Linked DNA regions of Homo sapiens: region 1 is linked to region 2. A link is a contact called in ENCODE Hi-C or POLR2A ChIA-PET data. All regions are on one chromosome and are shown on one strand. Each heading gives the region's core, a stretch centred on a gene start or an enhancer-like site at or near the end of the contact. The rest is flanking DNA. Distances are from core to core; before and after follow the strand shown.

Region 1 (3,206 bases), core at 164-2,663, 220 kb before region 2:
GCCTCCCAAGGATCAAGTAGAATTTTCCATTTTGTAGGAGACTCCCCTTGTTGAGCAAAGCAGCTTTGCCTTGCCTATGTCCAAATAATCCTCCAAAATACCGCATGAGAGAGCCTGTTCGTGGAGGTCAGGGCCTCAGCGGGGTGTTTGTGAGGATAGTGAGGACGGACCCCTGGGTGAGGCAATTTTAGGAGAGAGGCACACAGCTTCAGAAATGGCTTCTTCCAACAGATTCATGCAGAGACTGAGCCTCTGAGTAAATTGGTCAACATCTATAGCTATGACCACGGAATTCTCAAACAGGTGGATCGTTCATAAAATCCAAACACAGTTACAAGTTTTGGCCTGCATAGTGTTGAGCTACAGCTTTATTTTTAGAAAATTTTAATTAGCTGCCAACCAATTTCATATAAACACATCTGGATTTGGGGATGTCATTTTAAAAATCAGACAGTGTGACAATACTGAGCCTAATCCCTGCATTTTCTCAGTCAATTGGAGATGAGTGTTGACCTCTATGGAGGCAGAGACTCTCTAGTTTGCCACAGTCCCCATCACTCCCTATTGCCTTATCTCAAACCCAAAAGTCAGTTGCCATTTAATATCACACTAAACAATAGTTTTCTTATGGCTGAATTAAGGAAAAGTGAACAATTTCTTCTTCTGAAAATCTATGAAAGGTGAGGTGATAATATATAATGAGGGCCACATCTTCCCTGTAGAAGTGAGTTTCTTTTTAAATGCTGCATATGTAAATAACAAATGTCTGTTTTCAAAGTATACAACTTAAGACCCTGTCATGAGGCAAAACGATTCTGCTCCACTTTATGTTAACAGCTTAGCCCAGTAAAAATTTAGTATGCAGCTATAAAGGAGACGTTGTTATTGTCAGCACACTGCAAATGGATGATGGGAGAGGCTAAGTGGTTTGGGCATAGCACTCAGCTAAACACATGCTGTGGCCAGGATTCCACCTGGGTCATTCTGGTGTGGGACTGTGCCTGTAGCAGGCAGGGCAGCCTGAGCTCTCTGAATGAGACCTGAAGGTAAGTATTTACAACAGTAATCTTATATTAAAAATTCCCTCTTTACCAGCCTCTCAGAGCCTGGTAGAATTCCCTGATAAAAAAGAGGGAATTTTTAATGTAAATTTCCCTGCCTCTAGAATTAGGGTATCCTCTGCTTATGTAGTAACTTCAGATGGAAAAAGGAACTCAGACACTACGAAAACTTCGGCAACTTCAGTCACCCATTCAACAAAGATTTATTGAGAGTGGCAGGCAGGAAGAGATCAGACCATGGATGTAGAGAATCTCACTTTTAATTTTGAGATGTTCCTTTTCCTGCCTCTGTGAACTTGGACAAGCTCTTACATATCTCCAGAACCAATTCCTGCTTTTGTAAAAGGGGAGGAATCATTGCACTCCCTACTAGAGCGGATGTGATGAGGGAAAAGGAGAACTCAGGTAAAATGGGCTCAGTAGTTTGGCAGCTCGGATCATGTCATTATAGTTATTTTACTCCTCCATAGACATCACTGCTGGGGTCCTCTCCCCATCAAGGAGGGTCACTGTGAGGCTGAGTTGTCCTCCTATCCTGGCCACAGGGTGGACAGGGAAGGGCCTAGAGGAAGCGTTTGATGGCATGCAGGTAACCCCCCTTTTCACTGGATTACATCCAGCACTTTCCCTGCAGGAACCGGCTCCCTCGGAGGGGCGTGGCTGGGAGGAGCTGTGAGTAACGTGCCACAGTGTTGTAAAAACCCAGTGAGTGTTATAAAAACCCAGTCAGCCTGGCTCCTGTTGAATAGTCTACCCCCCTTGCACTCTACCTGACACAGCTGCAGCCTGCAATTCACTCGCACTGCCTGGGATTGCACTGGATCCGTGTGCTCAGAACAAGGTAAGAGCCTCGCTCCTTTAACAGCTTTATTACCTGCTGCCACTTCTCACTCCACCAAGGGCCTGGAGTTCCTTGGGCCTGCATTCCATCATGGGCAGGTGGGGGCTGAGCCCCAGGGCCGTGAGAAATGACTGGGTGTTTTTCTGGCATATCCAGTCTCCTCTTCACCATTTATTGCTGTTCTCTGCCCTTTTGTGATTGTCTTTCTCCTTCTTAACCCTAGAAGATGGCCAACTTCTAGGGTAGAAATCAGATCAGGACCATTTCCTGGGTCTGCCTCTTTTTATAAAAAATTCTGTGTTTTGTTTTAAATGGAGCACAAATAATACAAATCATCTTATCATTATGTGTTATATGAAACTAAATTGTCATTGTTCATAGTTGTTTTTCTTATTCTTTGGCAATGTTTTTAAAGGGCAGAGTAAATGTGAAAAGCAAAAAGTGATCAACCAGGGGTGACAGAAAGGAATAAGGAGATTGATCTGGCTACCCATACCAGCTTTGAACTTGCCCACTATGAGATCCTGAGCAATTTACTTACCTGTCTGAGCCTTAAGAGTCAGAGCTGTCACCTGGGATGACATATTAATAGCTACCTGGAAGAGCTCTTGTGTGGATTTCACAAGGTGGGAATCAAACCCTAGACCAGTACTTAGCACACAGGAGGTGTCATATAGAAACTGACTTCTCTTCTTCTGTTAAGCATGGGTTTTTATTGTACACATGATCAGATTCATGCAGTTCAGTGTGACGTTGGTGTTCATCCTATTGATTCAATGATTTCTCATGATCCTTGTCTTCGATCTTGTAGTGTGAACTATCTGGTTGAAATTCACCTCTCTCCACCCTGATTCACTTTGCCCAGGCAAATCAGACAACCACCCCACCTCACACCTTTCCTTAAACTCTTACTTCCCCACAAAAAGCTCCCCCACCCCCACAACCCCACCCACCCCACCCAAACCCCAGGCATGTTCAACTCTGGGTCAACATCACCTTTCATGATGCTTACCACATCCTTTCTCATTTTGGGCATCTGTCATGTCTTTTCTCATTTTGGGCATCTGTGTCCATATGGAGTCATGAGATAGAAATCCAGCCCTTTGGAGCTGAAAGTTTGGAGCAGTAACTTGTTTCATATCAGAAACAGAGATGACGGGATAGATTCCCTGATCAATGCTATTTAAATTCTCCCAAAGAGTGGTCTCTAAGCTCTTTCAAATCTGAGGCTTTCTCAATCATGGTGATTTCTTCAACACCTAGTCTGGTGGGGGGCATATAGTAGGTGCTCAGTAAATGCTTGT
Region 2 (3,327 bases), core at 755-3,254:
TCCCTCCCCCCTCCCCCTACCCCACGACAGGCCCCAGTGTGTGATATTCCCTACCCTGTGTCCAAGGGTTCTCATTGTTCAGTTCCCACCTGTGAGTGAGAACATGCGGTGTTTGGTTTTCTGTCCTTGGGATAGTTTGCTCAGAATGATTGTGTCTAGCTTCATCCATGTCCCTACAAAGGACATGAACTCATCCTTTTTATGGCTGCATAGTATTCCATGGTGTATATGTGATGCACATATTTTTAATAAAAGTAGTTATCTGTCATTGTTTATGCCCAAAAACAGGTATGGAGTTTTCACTGAGTCTGATTCAACACAGTACTGGCAGAAACCAACCAGAAGGTAAGGGAGGCCATGAAAAGATAAGCCCCCTCCAAAATGGGCAAGAACCTCAGGGAGAACTTTCTACTGATGTGGGGCAGAAGGCAATGCCACCTGAATTGTGAGGGGCAGGAGTTTCTCACATCTGGGTTGGAGTTGGATTTGTTATGTTAACCCTCATCACTTTCCCATTTATACCTTTCATTATATCCTCTCTGCTCCTGACACTAACACAGAAACAGCCTATGGGCAATAAAGAAATGGGAGCTTCCTCATTTCTTTACTGAGTCAGGCCTGGAAGAGAAGAGCCCTGAGGCTGACTGAGGTAGGGACACAATAGAGAGGAAGCACATAAGCCCAGACCCAGGGCAGCCGTGAGGGGCAAGGAGACCTGGGCTCTGGCCCGGCTATTATAACTCAGCCCAATGACATAAAAACAAAGCAAAGTGGTTGTGAATGCAACAATTTTAGCTACAATTTTCTCCATCATTGAGCTTTTTGTTGTTGTTGTTTGTTTGTTTGTTTTTGAGGGGGCGATGGCTAGGGGTTTACTTTGTTTTATTTTGAGACCAGGTCCTGCTCTGTCACCCAGGCTAGAGTGCAGTGGCACCATCATAGCTCACTGTTCCCTTGAACTCCTGGGCTCAAGCAATCCTCCCACCTCAGCCTCCCAAATAGCTGGAACTACAGGTGCATGCCACTGCACTTGGCTATTGAGCTGTTTTGGATTAAGAACTGATTTTTTTTTTTTTTTTTGAGACAGAGTCTTGCTCTTGTCACCCAGGCTCTTGTCACCCTGGCTCACTGGAACCTCTGCCTCAAGTGATTCTCCTGCCTCAGCCTCCCGAGTAGCTGGGATTACAGGCACCAGTCACCACACGCGGCTAATTTTTGTATTTTTAGTAGAGACGGGGTTTCACCATGTTGGCCAGGCTGGTCTCGAACTCCTGACCTTGTTATCCGCCCGCCTCGGCCTTCCAAAGTGCTGGGATTACAGGTATGAGCCACTGCACTCGGCCAAGAATTGAATGTTTTTTAAAATGTACTACTGGAGCTTCAATTAAGGAAGGAAGAGCTTGGTAGCAGGAGGGAAAGAGCGTGCGTTAAGGCCATGCAAAGCTGGGTTCAAAACTCAGCTCTGTCACTGAGTTTAAAGCTTAAAGACAGATAAAACTAATTAATGGCATTATAAATCTAGAGAGTGGTTACTATGGGGGTGGTGACCAAAAGAGGCCAATGGGAGCCCCTGGGGATGCTGAGTATGTTCTGTTTATTGGTCTGAGGGCTGGTTGCAGGTATGCACTAAATGGGGGAAACTTCATCCACCTGTGTACTCATGGTTTGTATATTTTTCTGTACATAGATTATATTTCCAGAAAAGGACATTTGCCTTGTTTTGTATTTAAAAGGGGTGATAAACAACATCTAACTTTTGAGAGCACTGGCAATAATTTATGAGTAAAAGGTACAGATAACAGAACAGCCTTGAGGGGCTCCTTGTCTTGAGGAGGCATGGAGTGGGAGGGAGTGGTTCACACGTTTAGGGTGCTTTGCTCAGCTGGGAGAATGATCCAGCCCATGGGGCTGCTGGAAGGCAGAGAGTGGCAGAGAAGCAGGATAATCAAGGGTGTTAGGCAACAAAAGACCACTGACGTCATTTCCACCCAGCGACACTCAGAAATGTTCAAGAAAACCACTCAGTTTTTGCAATGTTGGATTCCAGCCCCTTGCAGAATCAGCAGGTCCACAGTCTTAGGGGCTGGGGCAGAGAGAGCCAGAGGCAGGCGTTTGAGTCCAGAGATGGCTTGCAACTACCTTAGGGCTTGAGCCAAGTTTTTTAAAAAAAAAATGTCCAAGCAACAAGGCCCACAAATGATACCTGATTATAAATATATAAAGTGTCTGGCCCATAGCTGCTCACCAAGTGGTAGTTATTATTATTTTCCTATTGGTCTGTGGTCAAGATGTGTCTGTAAATACCTCAAACAAGCTCCCACCTTAGCACCTGTCATGCACAGGGATCCCACAGAGATCCAAAGACATAGGAACCTCAGTCCCTGTACTCCAGCATCTCGCTGCACAGTAAGCACAGTGAGGAGAGAACTGGGCATGAGCAAATGAGAAAGTGCTGCTCTGTGTGTTCTTTAAACGTCCAGTGCCGTGAAGATGGACTCTGGACAGCAGTGGGTGGGGCCCTGGCCAAACTCAGGCCAGAAAGTGCTCCTTGCCTCCACACCGAGAAGCCACCCGGAAGACACCATGGCCTTCAGAGCTGAGAGCCATCAATACCCTTTCGGCAGCCCACCTCCTCCAAAATCATACACCACCTCTACAAGAGCACATTGATATATAGGCCACCTACCGGTAATCATTAATACAGCTGTACTGGAACCCCATGTCCTTCAGCCTCTTTTCCAGGACTTTCATGCTGCCTTCCCCGCAGGATTCCCTAAAACATGAAAATATATAATTAAAAAGTAAGCAAATAAGAGGAGGAAGAGGAAGTTGTTTCTGGGTTAAACATAATTTCTTTTGACCATGTGCTCCTGGATATTCTACTCTCAGAAAGAAAACTGGAATGTCTCTGGTTTAAAAAGGGCTGCTTCCGGTAAACCTGCAGGACCCAAGAGACGATGCTCTGAGGACCCCAGCACCGGGCCTGAAGCTGGGCAGCCAGGAGCACTGGGAGAGCCAGGGCCAGTGCATGTGCGTGGTGTCAGCCACCTGTGCAGTCTGTCCCCAGACAGTGACACATATCTGCAATGTGCTCCAGGGGCTCGACACAATGCTACCTGCCAATTTGTTCACCCTACACTACAGTATATTCATTTGAAGTTTTAAGTAACCACCAAAACATACAAATTTTAAAATATTAGAAAATGCAAATAAACAAAAATTTTAAAAAATTACCCCAAATCTCACACCCCTAGAGATAGCTCTGTTAACATTTTGGTGTATATAGGTCTAGTCTTTTAGAATATATTTATTTCTGCAAGATTTTAA

Evidence for each region. Hi-C counts contacts between places; a loop is a spot of excess contacts on that map. ChIA-PET counts read pairs that join two places held with the same protein, here RNA polymerase II (POLR2A).
Region 1: a map of GM11168 shows a loop between it and region 2 (2.5-fold over the local background). The contact joins the promoter of FGFBP1 here to the enhancer-like site in region 2. A Hi-C loop is called at or near these places in 1 of 168 maps with a recorded cell type or tissue (GM11168). POLR2A ChIA-PET finds 5 or more read pairs at or near these places in 1 of 52 experiments (BJ).

What each region holds. Positions count from the first base shown.
Region 1 is chr4:15,936,947-15,940,152 of GRCh38, reverse strand. FGFBP1 (fibroblast growth factor binding protein 1) reads left to right here and starts at 1,413. Exons shown (of 3, transcript NM_005130.5): 1 at 1,413-1,466; 2 at 1,682-1,902.
Region 2 is chr4:15,718,353-15,721,679 of GRCh38, reverse strand. BST1 (bone marrow stromal cell antigen 1) reads right to left here. Exons shown (of 9, transcript NM_004334.3): 7 at 2,687-2,773. Among named protein-coding and RNA genes, the nearest start is that of BST1, 17 kb to the right of the region's middle. Within about 2 kb of position 2,004, at least 2 of the 41 ENCODE cell types and tissues checked have a DNase peak (open chromatin) inside an H3K27ac peak, as active enhancers do.